Regions from separate parts of the Mus musculus genome. Here region 1 is linked to region 2. The links are chromatin loops, found by intact Hi-C in ENCODE. Cell type or tissue: heart. All regions are shown on one strand. Links, peaks and the distances in the headings refer to the core of each region. The heading gives the core; the rest is flanking DNA. Region 1 has its middle 25 kb from the start of Gm41952. Region 2 overlaps Mapkapk2 (MAP kinase-activated protein kinase 2).

Region 1 (9,035 bases), core at 3,214-7,213, 65 kb after region 2:
ATCCTGTAACATCATAACTCTTTCTTCTTTGCTTACCTGCTCCCCTCCCCTCCCTTCTCTATTCTAAAAACAGAAAGTCCAGAAAAGCTTCCTCCCTTATTTCTCTTCTTCGCAGGGTGGGAGTTGGGGGTTCAAGGCAGGGTCTCATTGTGTATCTCTGCCTGTTCTGGAACTCATTATCTATGTAGACCAAGCTGGCCTTGAACTCACAGAGATTCTCCTGCCTCTGCCTTCTGAATGCTGTGATTAGAGGCATGTCACCACTATGACTGGTCTCTAGTTGTCTTTGGAGGACAACATTCAAGGATATTTAAATATGACTTCTGGTCACTAATACTTGGGTGCCAAACTTGCATTTGTTAGCTATAGGCTGGAAGGTTTCAGACCTTGACAGCAGAGTTAGACAACATCTGACTAGATCATAGGACGAGGGTCTCTGCATTGGAAGTCAGGGAGCCTGGTGATAATGTGGTCTTTTCCAGCATAGAGTGATCCTGACCTCAGTGTTAGGTTTCCCTGATTTGTTAAATCTCTCTCTCTCTCTCTCTCTCTCTCTCTCTCTCTCTCTGTGTCTCTGTTTGTCTCTCTCTGTCTCTCTCTGTGTGTCTCTCTCTCTGTCTCTCTCTCTCTGCCTCTCTGTCTCTGTCTCTGTCTCTCTCTGTCTCTCTGTCTCTCTGTCTCTCTCTGTCTCTCTGTCTCTCTATCCAAGAATGAGTATTTCTCTATGGTTCTGTCTGTTTTGGAGCTTGCTATGTAGACCAGGCTGGCCTCAAACTCAGAGAGATCCTCCTGCGTCTGTCACCTGAGTGTTGGGATTAGAAGCTACCACACACAGTGATTCTTTTTTGATTTTTGTCAGTTTTCTGAGTCTTCTCAGATTCCCTATCTGGGGGCGGGGTGGGGATAACCCCCAGGTTAGGTGTTTTGGAATAATTTGGGTAGTGAGAAGCTGAAGGCAACTAGAAATGGGAGGAATCAGAGTGTCTGAAGTCTCCTCTTGTGTCCCGTTTGAGTCATAGCTGCGTCTTTGCTCTCAATAACAAACTTTTATTGATGTCAGCATCTTTCCAGACACGTATGACAGAGATTTGGTACCAGAACACATCCTGATTGGAGAAGTCTGGGGTATCAGAGACACCAGGCATCCTTCCACAACCCCTAAACACCTGTTTCATCCAGTTTCTTCAATTGATCTGTACATGTTTCTTCCGGCTGGAGAAGATGGGCTGATTCTGATGTTCGCTGATGTTGTAGCTGTGAATGAACTGCATTGTGGGTAGTTGGAATCTGAGGGGATGCTCTTGGGAGGAAGAATCCATAGCACCCATTGCTTTAGAGCCACAATCTTTCAAAGTTTCGCTTGATCGCTGGGTCTTCTGTGGAGACTTACAATCATTCAAGCATGAAGTGACCTGCCCATGCCTGTTGTATGGCTCAGATTGTTACTTTTGTTCCTGTCAGCATGTGGGCTGCCTCACATGGATCTGTTACAATTCATACAATTCCTTATCTGATACAAATTTACCATTGCTCTCAGTTAATAGCATTAGTGTGTGTGTGTGTGTGTGTGTGTGTGTGTGTGTGTGTGTGTATGTGTGTGTTTAAGTGTGTGTGGTGTGTTTTGGTTTTTGGTCAAGAAGACTTTAAGCACATTAAAGGGCAGGAACTTATTCCTATATGGCCACTTATCTGCACATTTTTTTGAATGACAGCTTGTACCAGACATTAGTCTAGGTCTCATGCATTTACTATAATTTTCTTTATTCTTGAGAATTTTGCACATGTTGACAATGAGATGTTATAATAACCCTCATTTCCTATCTCCAGCTCCTCCCATAACCTTCCCCAACACCACTAATTTTCCCCCTACTCTTCTTTCTCTACCTCCTCCTCTTCCTCCTCCTCCTTCTTTCTTCTTTCTCTTCTTCAGTTCAATAAGTCCAATTTGTACTGCCCATATGTGGTTTGGGGCCATCCACTGGAGCACGGGAAATTTACAAGTGACACCCTAAAAAGTGATTCTTCCTCCCTAGCAGCTATCAATCACCAATAGCTCCTTAGTAAGGGATGGATCAATGGAATGGCCTCCTCCATCTATGGTGGAATTTTGGTTTGATCTTGTATAACACAGCTGCTGTGAGTTCATGTGTGTAATAGCCATATCGTGTTCGCAAGGTAGCATTTCACAGTGCTTCTCTCCATCCTTTGGCTCTTAATTTTTTTCCCACATCCTCTTCCATGATGTTCTCTGAGCCCTATTGAGATATAGGGATGTGTTTGTGTGTGTCCTATTAGGACTTATCTCAACACTTTGATTAATGCATTGATTGTTGCCCACCGTTGAAAACACGTTTCCTTGACTCATGTTGGGAGCATTCAGGCCTCCTGGGTATAAACAAATATTTATAAGAAATTGACAACATGACCATAATTAATCAAAAATAGTAATTGCAGGCACTACCCAATGGCCTCCCCTTCTTTGGGCTCCTAACCAAGATTTACAGTACTAGGTATGAAATTCCTTTCTGTGAAGCAGATCCTCAATTCAAACTGAAAGTGGTTAATTACCACTATGACAGTCATGCCACTAGTGCAGGCAGTGGGTATGACCTGCCTGGCAGATCAGTAGTGTAGCATGCTGGTCCTGTGCTGGGTAAGACCACTGATAACCTTTCTCCCCTGGCAACCTGCACAGCATCTGCTGGCACTATGAGAGCTAGCTAGCAGGAAGGAAGTTTCCTGATTGGTTTGAGATTAATTACTCTTTGTCCTACAGCCAAAGGGTGTGACAGAGCCTTGCTAGGTCTTCTTTATATGTGTGCATGTAGGGCTGGTGAGATGGCTCAGCGAATAAAGACACTTGCCACCAAACCTGAGTTTGATCTCATGTTCTAACATGGTAGAAGGAAACAACCAACTCTTTCAAGTTGTTTTCTGACCTACACACCCAGGCCATAACATTTTTGTATGTACACATGTGTGTGAACACCCCCCTAATAAAATGTTAAAAAAAAAACCAGTGCCAACTAAGAGATGTTAATATGACTAATAAGATCACTTACCAGAAAAAAGAATGACAACTTCATATTTTGCTTATCTGAAAGTGCCATATGCTACCACACACTGGAAAAATTTTTTACTTATGTGACTAGAAAAAATATATATTACAAAGGAGATGATCCAAGCAGATCAAAGCATTAGGCTAAAATACGAGGTTATTGAATTAAAATTTAAGATGTAGTCATGACTCACAAATGGACATGGGAGAGAACCAACTGAATGAGTAAAAAGCAAACTGAAGATAGACTTCCTAGAACACTAAATCAAAAGATAAAGAAATGAATATGAAAGACTAGAACAAATGTGAACGACAGATATCAAACACATCCCACAAATTTCAGCTCCTAAAATTAATGTACAGAATTATGTGCAGCAAGAGCTTTTTGTAGAAAATGTATTCCATTCAAGAAAAATCTTAAGAGATATTTTATTTATATAAAAAATGAATGTGACTCTTTTACACACACACACACACACACACACACACACACACACACACACACACACACACACACAGAGTTAACCAAGGAACAGCATTGTGTCCAGCACAAACTGATAGACAGCAATGAAGTTCAAGAAATAACCAGAAATCAGTCTCCCAGTGCCCCCAGCCCTGTTGACTGGCTTCATACTTGGGCATGGAAATTTCCACAGGGAAAAAGTGTCTCCAGGTTCATGTTCTTCTGACTAACCAGCTCCAGAAGGGCAAAGAGCCTTTCTGTTTTACTTGCTTGTACCGTGCATTAATCTTCACTCATTGTTTCAGTTTCATTTTTGTTAGTCTTATAAGATATCCCGATAAAAGGCAGTGCAGGGAAGAAATGTTTTATTTAGCTCTAGGTTATGGCCCGCCATTGTGGGAAAGTAAGAGCAGTAGGAGTTTGCAGTAGTTTGGTCACATCACACACATAGTCAAGAACAGAGGAAAATGAAGGTATAACATGCTTGCTTCCTTGCTTGTGCTCCACTTGATTTCTCTATTATTATTATACTGTTCAGAATTTATTTTATGTATATGAGTACACTGTAGCTGTACAGATGGTTGTGAGCCTTCATGTGGTTGTTGGGAATTGAAATTTTAGGACCTCTGCTCACTCCTGTCAGCCCCGCTTGCTCAGTCCCTGCTCGCTTTGGCCCAAAGATTTATTTATTATTATAAATAAGTACACTGTTGTTGTCTTCAGACACACCAGAACAGGGCATCAGACCTCATCACAGGTGGTTGTGAGCCACCATGTGGCTGCTGGGATTTGAACTCAGGACCTCTGGAAGAGCAGTCAGTGCTCTTACCCACTGAGCCATCTCACTAGCCCTCAGGTGCAACTTTTAAATGGAAAAGATTTAAAAGGAGCATATAGAGTTTATTGGTGTGTATGCTTTACATATAAAGTATTAACTCCTATGTGGGGAGGGGAAGAAGCTCACATCAGATTTCTTCTCCACCTTTGAGCTGCACAATGAAGATATACAACCTAGAGGTCTACACAAGGGTAAATTGTCACTTATAATATACATACTTAGAAAATACAAGTTTCAGGACTGTCCTTGAGAAAACTTGGAACAAATTGTGCTCATGAACAATAAAGATAAGTCAGGTACAGACCATCACTAGGCCCCATGGCTTTCTCTCTGAAATATCTAAGTTGGCCTGCTTTCTGTATCACCCCTATTACTGCTCGCTTCCCCTCTGGGCTGGTTGGCTTTGTGCTTGGGTAGCAGATCACTACAGGGAAACAGTGTCTCTCCAGATTCATGCTCTCCCAGCTTCACCAGCTCCACAGGGTGAAAGGACCTTGCTGTTCTGCTCGATTGTATCATTGACCTTGGGTTCACCTTCAGTGACCTAGTCCAAGTCAATATCCTTTCATCCAAACATCATTACAGCCTGTTAACTTCCCTTTCTCTTCCTCTCTTAATTTTCTAGGTCATTCTTTGTGTTCTTATCTCCTGCTAAACCACATCACACCATTTCCTTGCTTAAAATAACTTTATGGTTTCTCCTAACATATAGAATACATTTGAGTTCCATGATGACAGCAAATTCAAGGTCATGGTATGTTGCATGTAGCTTTAGCTACAACACCTTAAGTCTGGATCAGCTGCGCTACCAGCCCCTGCCTAGAGGATATTGGATCCATGGATGAAAAACACAGACACATACGCCTGTTAATTTTAAAATGCCTTTGCTAAGTCAATGACTGAGCACTGCTAAACCTCTCCTGCCACCCCAGACATAATCAGATAGAGTGGCCACTGGCCATTCCAACAGAAAACTCACATGGCTGGATGGCTTTATCTCCTGCAGCTACTCCCCGCTTCTCCTCGACCCCCTCCCTGCATTCTCCCAAGCAACTCTTAGTGTCTCACCTCATCCTCGGTCATTGGTTGCTGGTGTCTTTATTGATGAATCAAGAAGAACTGGGGAACAGGATCTTAGCATCAGACCCAAGCCCTACAATGGTAACATGGCCTTCATGATCCTTATTGAGAGGCCCATTGGCTACCACACTATACAGCTGCAGGCAGAGGAGGACACCCAGAGGCCAGCCAGGTGCATAGCCTGCCCTCAGTGGTTGCCACTATAGTGTGCAAGTATGTGGTGGACAGATGGGTGAAAAAGAGAACTGAAACAGTTTGAACATTCTGAAGAGAGGTGGAACTGGAGACTCAAGTGTAGAGAGGAATAGCCCACTCTGAGTAGCTAGCCTTACCACCTGAGGTCATGGTAAAATCCCAGCTGATGCTGCCACTGAAGTCCATGTCTGGGTTTGTGGCCATGAAGCAACAGGGATCTGTGTTGATGTCTATGGTCCATATTACCACTAAAGACCATGAAGGTATCCCTGATCTGGGCTGCTACCTTTGACCACACTGATGTCCAAGGGCTGTGCAGTGCTGGTCCCACCCCTCCCTGACTTCAGTATTCTGGAAATCAGGCCCCACCTCTTACCAGCTGCTACACTTAGGAGAGCAGACCCTGCACCTTGTGCCCCTTGCTGGTTGCAGCATTGGGTGAGCTAGCTGGGGCAGTGCTGGAGAGCTCGCCCTGGTGACGCCGGTGCACTGATCAACTCAGCTGCCACCCAGGCCCAGATCCAGGGCTTTGAGTTGGCCCACCCAAACATCTACCCCATCTATGAATTGCTGGAGCACATGAAGGTGCCAGTCCTGCAGATCCGAAACTCCAGGATCTTCATGACACAGAGCAACAATAGGATATCCTCGAGGAGTCCCAGTGAGGTCCCAGTATTGATAGAGTAGCAGAAGCCAAAGATCCTGAACCAGACTGATGATTCAGTGCAATGAACTTTTGCAAGGAAAGACGTGTGGACAAAAGGGTACACTGTGGGGCACACTACATACTACAGCTTCCACCACAAGAGATTTTTTTTTATGCTTTGCTTTATTACATTTATTTTTAAAAAAATTCTTATGGGTAGATATGGAGAGACAGGGAGATGAGCGGGGTTGGGGTGCATGATGTGAAACTCAGAACTGTGGCTGTGCATGCTATCCTCACTGGACTCCGTTTGCTCCACTCTGGTGACACTGTCACTTACCAGTTCCTTCTGTTGGTGTGCCATGTCTTACTGTCATCATTACTATCCACGTCATTTCCTCCATCCTCTCTTTAATTCTCTCCTTTTGGCTGCTTCTCTCTCATGATGCTGGAGCTGACTCGTCCTTTCTCCTCCGGGGGTAACTGGTCCCATGTTCTAAAAAGAGGCTTTGTCTCTATTTTAGGGGCAACTTTACTTCAGGCTGCTTGCCACTATTTTTGACTTGCATACATACCTAGTATGTCTTCACCTGTGTTACATGAATGTGGAGATCAGGACGGAATTTGTTCTGGTCTTAGCGCTGTGTGTGGCACATAATGAAGCTCATAATTCACATAGCCACAAGGTGAAAGGTAAAAATTTTTTCTATTGAAGACATGAACTATAACCTTAAAAAGTAGAGCATAGTATGCACTCATTGATAAGTGGATATTAGCCCCAAAGCTCCAAATACCCAAGATACAATTCATAGACCACATGAAGCTGAAGGAAAAGGAAGACCAAAGTGTGGGTGCTTCAGTCCTTCTTAGAAAGGGAAACATATAGCTGTCTCTTGTGAGACTATGCCGCGGCCTAGCAAACACAGAAGTGGATGCTCACAGTTAGCTATTGGATGGATCACAGGGCCCCCAATGGAGGAGCTAGAGAAAGTACCCAAGATGCTAACGGGATCTGCAACCCTATAGGTGGAGCAACATTATGAACTAACCAGTACCCCGGAGCTCTTGACTCTAGCTGCATATGTATCAAAAGATGGCCTAGTCGGCCATCACTGGAAAGAGAGGCCCATTGGACTTGCAAACTTTATATGCCCCAGTACAGGGGAACGCCAGGGCCAAAAAGTGGGAGTGGGTGGGTAGGGAAGTGGGGGGGGGGTATGGGGGACTTTTGGGATAGCATTGGAAATTTAAATGAGGAAAATACCTAATAAAAATATTTTTAAAAAACCTGGAAAAAAAAAGAAAGGGGAACAAAATACGGGAGCAAATATGAAGACAAAGTGTAGAGCAGAGACTGAAGGAAAGGCCATCCAGAGACTGTCCCACCTGGGGATTCATCCCATATACAGTCACCAAACCCCAACACTATTGTAGATGCCAAGAAATGCTTGCTGAAAGGAACCTGATCTAGCTGTCTTCTGAGAGGCCCTGTCAGAGCCTTATAAATACAGAGGTAGATGCTCACAACCAACAATTGGACTGAGTGCAGGGTCCCCAATGGAGGAGGGACTGAAAGGACTGAAGGAGCTGAAGGGGTTTGCAACCCCACAGGAAGAACAACAATATCAACCAACCAGACCCCCCCAGAGCTCCCAGAGACTAAGCCACCAACCAAGGAGTACTCATGGTTCCAGCTGCATATGTAGCAGAGGATAGCCTTGTCAGGCATCAATGGGAGGAGAGGTCCTTGGTCCTATGAAGGTTTGATAGGGGATTCGAGGGCAGGAGGGACTGGGTGAGTAGGTGGAGGAACACCCACAAAGAAGCAGGGGGGATGACAAAGGGGGTTTCTGGGAAGTGGGGTGGAACTGGGGAAGGGGATAACATTTGAAATGTAAATAAATAACATATCCAATAAAAAAAGAAAAAAATAGAGCATAGGGAAAACTTGAAATCTCCCAATTAAATGAAAACAAAACAAAACAAAACAAAACAAAACAAACAAAACAAAACAACCACAACAGCACATTGCACTTCTGGATTCTGCTCAGCTCTACAAATTGATGCCTGGAGTGATACAGAGTTGAACATGGGGTTAGCTGTGCTTGTAGGATGCCTATCGCCTCGAGGGAAGGATAGAGTCAGTGTGTTAGAGAGGGATCCCGGGGTAATTGTGCACATGTGTATAGGGGTAAGGAAGGGAAAGTGCAGAGCTCTCAGCATGGGATGCAGTAAATAGGGTGAAGCTGCAAAGGACCATCCAAGACCTCTGTGCATCTGCGGACTTCCAGTGGGCTGAGAATATTGTCATGGAGGCGGAGCTCTGGCCTGGGAGGCCACACATTCCTGGGTGGCAGGTGCATGTGTCTCTTGCTGAACAGCAGGTGCACCAGGAAAAAGCTCCCAGTTCATTCAGTCAGTGAGCAACAAGGACCTCTTGTGGCATAACCAGGAAAGGGTGGATTAATTCAGCAACGAGGCTCGTGGAGCTGGGGAGCCACGCAAGAAAGAACAGCCATGCAAGAAAGAACCATGGCTGTGCGTGCGTGGGTGCATGAGGACTGCTCATGGTGTACAGAGGAAGGTTCTTAGTATGAATTTGTGTTACTCCCAGTGATCATGGGGTTATTGCTGGGTAGGGAAAATAAACAGGGATGCCCCCCATGCTTGAAACAGTTTTTCTATGTTTTAATAAGGATGCCCCTTGAGGCAGCCTGCCCACAAATTGGTGCACCTAGGAACCAGGAAGGAAGTC
Region 2 (9,035 bases), core at 2,914-6,913:
AGCTCGGGTTTTCTCTCTCGTCTGCAGAGGCGTCAGAGATCATGAAGAGCATCGGCGAGGCCATCCAGTACCTGCACTCGATCAACATTGCTCACCGGGATGTCAAGGTGACACCTGCTTATATAAACCCCATGCTCCCTGACTGCCTGGTCTGTCAGCGTAGGATGGGTCTGCAGCCCAGTCTGTGGCTTGTGGGGCTTGGGACAGGGGACCACAAACTTGGTAGTGAAGCTCAGTTTGGTTGCACTCAGCCTGTGGCTGCTCGTCAGCACCTCACCGTCCCACACATGGATTTCTGAGTCAACAGGAGTCCCCATGGCTCCACGCGGCAGTCTCTGTAGCAGGGAGCCGATGCCTTCACGCTGCCCGCTGCAGAGGGGCTGGATGGATGCAGTGGTTGAGCGGATGAACGGAAGGCACAGTCCTTCCCACTTGGGTTCCTCAGCATTTCCACAGGGATCTTATCCACTCATGTCTCTCTCCACAGCCTGAGAACCTCTTATATACTTCCAAAAGGCCCAATGCCATTTTGAAACTCACTGATTTTGGCTTTGCCAAGGAAACCACCAGTCACAACTCTTTGACCACTCCGTGTTATACACCATACTATGTGGGTGAGTTCAGGGGAGGCCCAAGGACTGAGTCTTTGCCTCGTTTTGCTCATCTCAGGAGACCATAGACCTAGGCATGCTGGGTCTTTATGTCCCTAGATGTACTAGATCTGACAGGGCCCCGCCATGAGTGGGCTGCCAGAGTTAAGCTGTGATTGAGTGCTATGAAAATGCTCTGCTGGGCTGAGGGCAGCACTTGGGATCTGTGTACTCTTCCTAAGGAGAGCCAGGGTTTCTCCGTGGAGTCTGGGATTCAGATTTTGCTCTAAAGTCCCAGCTGACTCCACGAATACACTCCCAGGACATGTTCCTGAAGCTAAGTGGGTGCCACATGTTTGTAGGTTCTCAGCGGCTCAGCAGTGATTGCACCCTAAGCTTGTAGCTGCAGAGTCCCTTCTGGGAGAGGGTCCTCTTCTTTCCCCGGCCCCCACTGTTGCCTCTCTTTCTTTATGAAGGGATGAAGGACTCTGAGGCAGGGGAGGTCTCAGCATTCAAAGAGCCAGGACAACCCACAGTGATCTTTGCTTTGCAGCTCCGGAAGTCCTGGGCCCGGAGAAGTATGACAAGTCCTGTGACATGTGGTCCTTGGGTGTCATCATGTATATTTTGTAAGTGGGCTGGTGTGTGGTGTGGGATGGCTGCTAGGCTGCAGTGCGTCAGGGAGCTGGGGACGCTTTACCACTGCAGGACAAGAGGAGGCTTTAGCATTTCCCCTTCGGATGGGGGCTCCCTGGGAATTCTGAGTTCCTGCTTCACTTGATGCTTGGTGGGTTCTGGTTGCTAAGTGGTGGTAGAAACTAGCTAATGGGCTAGCCGTCTAGGTGACATCCTTGGCACTTAGACTCCTGGGTCCTGCAGTCCCGATTTCTCTGGGACTATAACAAGCAGAGTCTGTTTCTTACCTGATTAGTGGTGCAGGGTTTCTAAATAACACCCGCTTTGCCCTTCTCTTCCTTAGGCTGTGTGGGTATCCCCCCTTCTATTCCAATCACGGCCTTGCCATCTCTCCGGGCATGAAGACTCGTATTCGAATGGGCCAGTATGAATTTCCTAACCCGGAGTGGTCAGAAGTATCAGAAGAAGGTAGGAACCGGCCTTCGGGGACAGGGGAAAGAGTGAGTGTGTGCGAGCGTACGCACGTGTAGGTATCAGTCTTTTTCACATGTGTGCTGGAACTGGGGACTTGGACCTGTTCCTATGCCTTCTAGGTGTGTTCTGCCTGTGGGAAGTGCCTGAGGCATGGTCAGAGCCATGTGTATGTGCAGGGCTTGTCCAGCATGCTGGTCCTTGGAGCCATTGCTCCTTGGGTATCTATCTTCATTCAGTCTCCTTTGAGCCTGATTCATGCAGGAGAGTGCAGGGAAAACTATAGATCCTGAGCTGTCCTTGTCCCCTGAGCTGTCTCGATCCCTGAGCTGTCTGTCTCAGTCCCCTGAACTGCCCTGTCCCTTGACCTGCTGTGTCCTCTGCCTCACCCCATAGTGAAGATGCTTATCCGGAATCTGCTAAAAACAGAGCCCACCCAGAGAATGACCATCACAGAATTCATGAACCACCCCTGGATCATGGTAAGCTTTGCAGGCTGGGGAGACCTGGGCGCAAGGGACTGTTGCTCAGTATGCTCGACTGTCACTTGATCCCACTTCTCTCTCCTCAGCAATCTACGAAGGTCCCTCAGACTCCACTGCACACCAGCCGTGTCCTGAAGGAGGACAAGGAACGATGGGAGGATGTCAAGGTGAGGGACCACTGAGGAAGAGAGCTGGGAAGGCAGTTCACAGGAAGTCCCCAGCAGGAGTGCTGGCCTGGCAGGAACAGTTTGGATCTGTGTTCTTCATCCCAGTGTTTCCATAGCAACCAAAAGGTGACTGGGAGCCATTGCCTTCACTGGCTTGTGGCAAAGGTTCTGGCCAGACTGCCGTCTGTTTCCTATGAGCCTTCCTCTCCCTGGGGCTCTCTAGTGGTCCTGAAATGGCATCAGGTGCTATCCCCTCAGTTTTCAGATGAGGGCATTAAAGCCCCAGACAGGGCTTTACTGGAGCAGGGCCTACAGGATGGCTGGCCCAGGACTCTTTCCCCTTTTGTGAGCTTGTCAGAGGGCTCCTGGGAGAATAGCTACACAGTGGCCAGTGCTGGAGGATGATGCCGTCTGTCGGCAGTGTGGACCCACAACTGACATGCATCACTGTACCCTTTTTTTGCCTTGTCTGTCTGTCCCTCACTGCCTGTGTCTCTCCTCTGCCCTCTTTCCCTGCTCCCAGGAGGAGATGACCAGTGCCTTGGCCACGATGCGTGTTGACTATGAGCAGATCAAGATAAAGAAGATAGAAGACGCATCCAACCCTCTGCTTCTCAAGAGGCGGAAGAAAGCTCGTGCTGTGGAGGATGCGGCTCTCGCCCACTGAGCCGCTCTGTCTCCCACCCACTGGAGGACAAGCAATAACTCTACATGAATATATTTTTTAGACAAAGAGACACAAGTTGCCCAATGCTGCCTCCTGTTCTCTTGGGCTGCGTGGCGCCCAGAAATGCCTCCGGCTTTATTCTGCCCTTGGCTCTGGCTCCCCCGAGGTGGGGGCTGGAGGATGTGTGAGGGGCAAGGTGCTCCTGAGCCCGTTGCTCCTTTGCATTTTATCTGTAATTTGGCGTAGAGTTTTTATGGAACCTGTCTTCTTGTCCTTTTCCCCACTCCTCACTCCTTCCCCAGGTCCTTTCCCATCTACAAAGGCTGAGGCTTATCCACAGGTGTTGTGGAAGTTGTTATAGGGAAAGTCCCTAGGTTGCCCTATCTGTCTCCTCTGGCCTCCCACTGTAACGTGGGGTCCTCACTGGCTCTAGAATCTGGGAGTTCCAGGGAGAAGGCAGCAGAGTGGCAGTAGGTGGCCCTTGCCTCCCGCTGAAGCCCTTAGACATCACCAGTGTGCACAACAGAGCAGCACATGTGTGTGCATGTGTGTGTATGCCTGGATCCATGCCAGCGACTGGGCATTGGAGGGTCTAGGGAAGGCGGGGCTACAGGGACTCCTGCTTGAACTGAGCCTGCCTAAATGCCTAGGTAGCTTGTCTAGATCCAGAGCCAGGTAATTGTGGCCTCTGTGTTAGCTGGGCAGGGGAGGCAGTGAGGGGTTGGGGGGCACTGACAGCCATCAGGAGGACTGGGTCCCCTCAGGACCCCTTTCCCTGCTGGTCCCAGATCCCTGAGGCACTGATCTACTGAGTAGCCTCTGCTTGCCCTTCTTGCCACGATTAACCCACTCTTGTCGAGTTCTCTGAAATTTTTAGCCATTTCTCAATGGGCTGTCCACTCCCACGGTGAGCCTGGGAAGGTTCTATGCCTGGAAAGGCAGTTGCATTTCATGCATCTCCCCTGATCTCTGGGGTACCTGCCAACCTCCCTTCGACAAGGGCAGGACCACGTGTGGTCTTCCTGGATTTCCACCATGTGGTCTGGTGGATGGGACAGTCTTCGCACCAAAGATGTCTTGACTCTGTCCCTGCCCACTAGCCACCTTACCCTCTAACTACTCAACCTGGGTGGGGGCTCCCCAGGATTGAGGAGGAGCAGGCGGGGAAGAGTCTTTGTGCCATGGTCCCCCATGCCCCTCCTGCTGGAGGAGGGGTGTCTCCCTCAGGGGTTGGTGGAGGAGGGGCTCTTGGGCATCCCTGGGCCTGGGGCAGGGCCCAGATGTCTGCAGCTCCTCCCATGTCTTTGATGGTGTGTTCAACACTCAGACTGTTGTAAACTCTCGTTTTGTATGAGCAAAATTGTCTTTACTAAACAAATTTAATAGTTGAAAGTTTTTCATTCTTTTTCTTCCTGAGGCTTGGGCCCTTGACCGTTTACTTGTGTTCTCCCAGCCTGTGTGTGGAGAGTGTTTCCTGTGACGGGTGGCAGAGCCCTGTGCCCCGAGAAGGGAGAAGAGAGCCTCCTGGCTACATCAGCATGGGAATAGCCCCTCGTAGACGAGGGCTTGTGTCAATAAGCACGTCTCCTTTGGAGCCAGGAAAACAGGGTGGCGTATTATCTTAGAGTCCAGAAGGGGGCAGTACAGGCCAGGCAGAAACAAAAGTGCTTTGAGTGAGCTAGTCTCCTCAGAAAGCCTGTGATAGCTGAATCTCCCTGGCAGAGCCTAGAGCAGGAGCTGATTTGCTGACGCTGCCACTTCTGTCCCCAGGCAGGGGAGAAAGGCAGGGCAGCGTGGCTAGTTTCCAACCCAGAGCAGGAAGCACTGTGCCTACAACCTCACAGCTGTCCATTCAGACTAGAGCGCAGGACCAGGGGGCCTGGAGCACTCTGGCTTCTACCAGCCACCCACCCTAGTTATCAGGGATCCTCTCTCTGCTACTCAACCTGAGAACGGTCCCCTACCTGGAGCACTGTCGAATCACCCAGCGAGCACTCTTGCTTGTAAAGAACCCATTGTCTGCACTTACAAGGGAGTCAGAGCGATGGGTCCAGGGTGGGGGAGCAGTTGGGGCTGGTAGAAAGGAAGTTGTCAGAAGCTGCCGTCTAAGTGAGAAGCTTGAGAAGGTCCTTGTAGCTGTGACGTTACTTGCTGGTTACGTGGGAAAGAAGCCTGGTAGAGCCTCACTATCTCTGCAGGGCCACATCCTATTTTGCCAGCATTCCTTGGCCTGGGCCCCCGTCTCTCTTTGAAGCCAGCCATTCTGTCTCCCCTATTCTTGTTCTGGGACCACTCTTACACGGCCTGGAGGATTTCCTTGAGGACCAGTATGATGAGACTGGGCCAGCCTGGTAGCCCATGGCTCTTGCTCCCGATCGCAAACTCCTACTGCGGACAATGATATATGTACATACTGTTCCAGCAACAGAGTGCGTCCTTTGGGAACCAGTGTTCTGACACAGAGAACTGCCTTCCAGCTTCCTCATCTCAGAGCACCAGTATTAATCACCCCTGTATTTTGCTTCCTTTTCTCAGTCCAGCTTACAAGGTCTAGTACTGGCTTCCAAGGAAGATGACTGAAAAAAGGCTGAAGGGCTGGCCACGCCTCTGTCCCCCCCCCCAACTCCATCCACCCCTATGGGCTTCTGTCTCTAACTTGGGGGTGGTAAACATTTTCTTTTTGCTGTCATTTCCACGTGACAGCATTAGTGTAGGCACATCTACACAGACGGCCGTGGATACTGAAGAGGGTGTCTGATCCCCTGGATGCTGGAGTTACCGGGGACTTTGAACCACTTGGTGTGGGTGCTCTGGAATAGCAGGAGCTATTCCAGTCTGTCAGCTCCCATGACTGCTTGGTAGCCCTTCTTTCTCTAACCCAGCTAGCTTCTACTGAGCTGACTTGAACGGCATTGGGTGTGAGGTTGGGGTTGAATGGTCTGGGGATACTTGAAGAGGATGTCAAGGGGAATTCTTGACACCCTTGGGTGCTCACTGAGTGAAGTACTGGTGCTGGGTTGATCCCAGCGTAAGTCCTCTGAGGTATTGCTCCACTTTTCCTTTATCTATAAAGAGGTTCAGGCACAGGATGCACTTTGTCCAAGGCCACACAGCTGATTGGGTGTCTGTAGGTTTGATTTCCTGCATCTACTGTTAGGGCTTCTTCAGAGTGCACAGGAAGCCCCCTGGGTATAAGGGAAACACACTGGATTCTGTCCCTGTGAGGATAGACTAGTCCCTGTGGGTGTGGTGGGAGGTTCAGGAGACCACAGATTTAATGTCTTTTGTAGTACGCTGCCAGGGTAGCTTGGTATAAACATAGCTTCTCCTTCTAGGGACTGCTCCCCCAAGCAGGGGCCAGGGTCTAGGGTTGGCCTGTGTCTTGCTCCTCTGGTCTCTGCTGAGGGTTAAGTCTACCATCGGGTTAATTTAAGCAACTAGGGTTTTCTTTTGGCTGGGTTGGAGACAGGAAGACAGAGGGCTCTGAATGACGAGAGAGCAAGCAGGTATGTAAGCCCGAATGGGTAAGTTGTAGGTGGAGAGTTTGCGAAGTAGGAAGGAGGTTAGGGAAAGTGGCCACACCAGTGTGAACGTAGACAAACCACTGGGTCCTGTTATGTGTGGGGTTGCATCTGGGGAGCAGCCTCTGCCTCTACCCTGGAGGACACAGCCCTTCCTGGATCTGCCTCGACAAGGCATCTGGCTGTTGTGGGTGGGAGACCTGACTGAGTTTGGGAACAGCTGTTCTTTAGAAAGGACATGAGGCTTCAGCTCCAGGGGCCGGCCTATTACTGTCATTCTCCTTCCCCCATCCCCCACTCCCTGCACTGAGTCAGGCCAACGTGGGAAGCTTTCCCCGCTATACCACTGCGTTTACTTTGCAGGCACTGCACTGTCTGTGCCTAGGGGGATGGGAGTGTGAAGCCAGCGTGCCTTGTGGTAGCTGTGCAGAGCCAAGTGTGTTCAGCTCTCACGTGTGGACCCCTAGAAACAAACTGTTGCTGTCAGGGCTATGCAGTCCACTTCTCCGTGCTCTCCTTCCCCAGCCTTTTCCGAGTGAGACGATGAGTGAGTAGCAGGAAGCTGACGCTGGCCTTCCAGCTTGGAAGGCCGGGCGTGGGGATGGACAGTTTTCTAGTTTGAAAGTCAAGTGTCATTTCTTTTGCTTCAAGCCACATGCTTACCAGTGGTGTGGTGAAGACTTTTCAGCCACCAGCGAGCCAAGATGCCACCTTTGGTCCCCCTTGTGGCCAATACCTGGTGTGTGTCAGCCCAGGGGCTTGGTGTAGAGGAATTGGCAGTGGGTCCAGTCCCTGTGACAGTGGAGTCTGAGGGAAGACCATGCTGCCTTCAGAGAAGCAGCTGCTAACAGCCCCGGGAGAGCTTCCTTATATAGTCCTGGGGTTAACCATCATAGGGTGCTCTGGCCAAAATGAGGGAGGCTCTTTCTCTTTCCCTTGAGGGCAGGCACAATCCTCTTGTTCTGTTTGTTTTTGTTTTGTTTTGTCCTTGTTTTCCACAACTGCTGTTCGTGGCACAGTTTTGTTTAATGGTTGGCCCTGTGGACTCTGCCCACTGACGACTGGCTTGCCCCTTTCATTGGGGGAGGCTCTAGCATTTCCTCTCTTACCCTTCTTCAGCCTGGACTCTTCATTCTTAAAAGTGTTTGCTCTCCCCAACCAAAAATTGGGAACATAGTCTTAGTAGGGATTTCCCCATTAGTTTTTCAGTTCATTAATGATAATAATAATAATAAAAAATCTGGAGTGTGTGCCTTCATCTGAGGTCACTTTTAGTTAGACGTTTTATGAATCACTAGAAAAAGCTGGCTTTGCATGAAACTGAGCCATTTTTAGAAGGTTTGGGGAGAGTGTCCTCTGAGGGTTTCCTTAACTACCATGCCTTGTGAAAGGCCACGGCTCTCTGCTGTTCCACATCCCCTAACGTGGAAATCCCCAGTAGTCAGTAGCTATGAAGCCTTTGGGAGTCAATGCGCATAGCTTCCACCTTTCATATTTTGAAGACCAGCATCTCAAAGCTAAGCTTACCTTGGCATCTACGCAAGCTCTACAGAGAATTATTGCTAGGAAGGTAAGTTACCACCCAAGGCTTTTGACCTGGAGGTCTGTCAAGACCCGGCAATCCTGTAGGATGTCAGGAGGGGGCCTGGGGCAGTTGAACCTGCGTATGCTAAATTATCGTTAAGAGACAAGGGCTGCCATGCAAATGGATTCATTTGCCTAACTTTCATGATCTCAGGGGCAGCTAAGTTTCTTATTCTCAATTTATACCCCTGTTAGGATTTGCAAGTGAAATATTGGAACAAATTTCCCCCCTTTGCCACCTCTGAGGCCCTGTGTGGCCATATAGGAACTGTTCTCAGCCTCTCTAATCCCGAGGGAGTCGGGTTCCTGGGGCTTCAGAGCATCCACAAAGGTTGTAGGGATGAGTTCCTGTCAGGGCTACTCTAGTCCCATGGCTCAGACTTGGCAGCTGTGAGTCTCTGGTTGCTAAAACAGCTCCCGTCCCTTGAGGTAACCGGGCCTCAAGTTTCAGCCTGAGACGTGTTCTCCCAGCCTCATCATGGTTTATAAAACCTGTGGTTCTGAAGTCACACTCACAGGTTTATTTTTCAAAGAAACCATGACCTCTTCTGGGGTTGAGGCCTAGACCTTGGTTAGCCAGAGTCTGTGGTGCAAGAGTGTTTGTTCTTGCAGTAAGAGGGGGAGGGGGAGGAGGTTCTGGGTTTCTGGCACCTGGTTGCCTCCTTTTCTGATCATAAACCATTCTAAGGAGACAGTCTTCATAGTTAGACAGGAACCGTGCCTCCTCTCCTGCCTGTAGGAGGAGCAGGGAAGGTTGAGCTCTCGGCTAGCCTGCAAGGCAGATGGATGTAGGTGAGAAACCGAGGCTGACCTGCTTCTTTAAGGTTCCAAAAAGGAAGGCGCTTGATATCTGTGGGATGGGGAATAAACCCATTGGAGCAAAACCAGACCCAGTAGCCGCTGTTCAAGTGTGG

Evidence for each region. Peaks named below come from ENCODE experiments on the same cell type or tissue, not always from the same donor. Only the 100,000 strongest peaks of a DNase experiment are listed, where the experiment ranks them.
Region 1: it touches region 2 in a loop (3-fold over the local background); 28 of 42 quality-filtered maps call a loop at or near these places.

Annotation. Positions count from the first base shown.
Region 1 is chr1:130,984,283-130,993,317 of GRCm38, reverse strand. No RefSeq gene overlaps it. Among named protein-coding and RNA genes, the nearest start is that of Gm41952, 25 kb to the right of the region's middle. In heart, for the core only: a CTCF peak has its summit at 5,606; no DNase peak of the experiment used is centred there.
Region 2 is chr1:131,049,073-131,058,107 of GRCm38, reverse strand. Mapkapk2 (MAP kinase-activated protein kinase 2) reads left to right here. Exons shown (of 10, transcript NM_008551.2): 4 at 28-107; 5 at 488-614; 6 at 1,144-1,219; 7 at 1,570-1,694; 8 at 2,094-2,179; 9 at 2,269-2,349; 10 at 2,873-4,408. The coding sequence ends at 3,016. Among named protein-coding and RNA genes, the nearest start is that of Il10, 34 kb to the right of the region's middle. In heart, for the core only: a CTCF peak has its summit at 4,644 (motif pointing right); DNase peaks (open chromatin) are centred at 3,657 and 4,747; H3K27ac peaks cover 806 bases.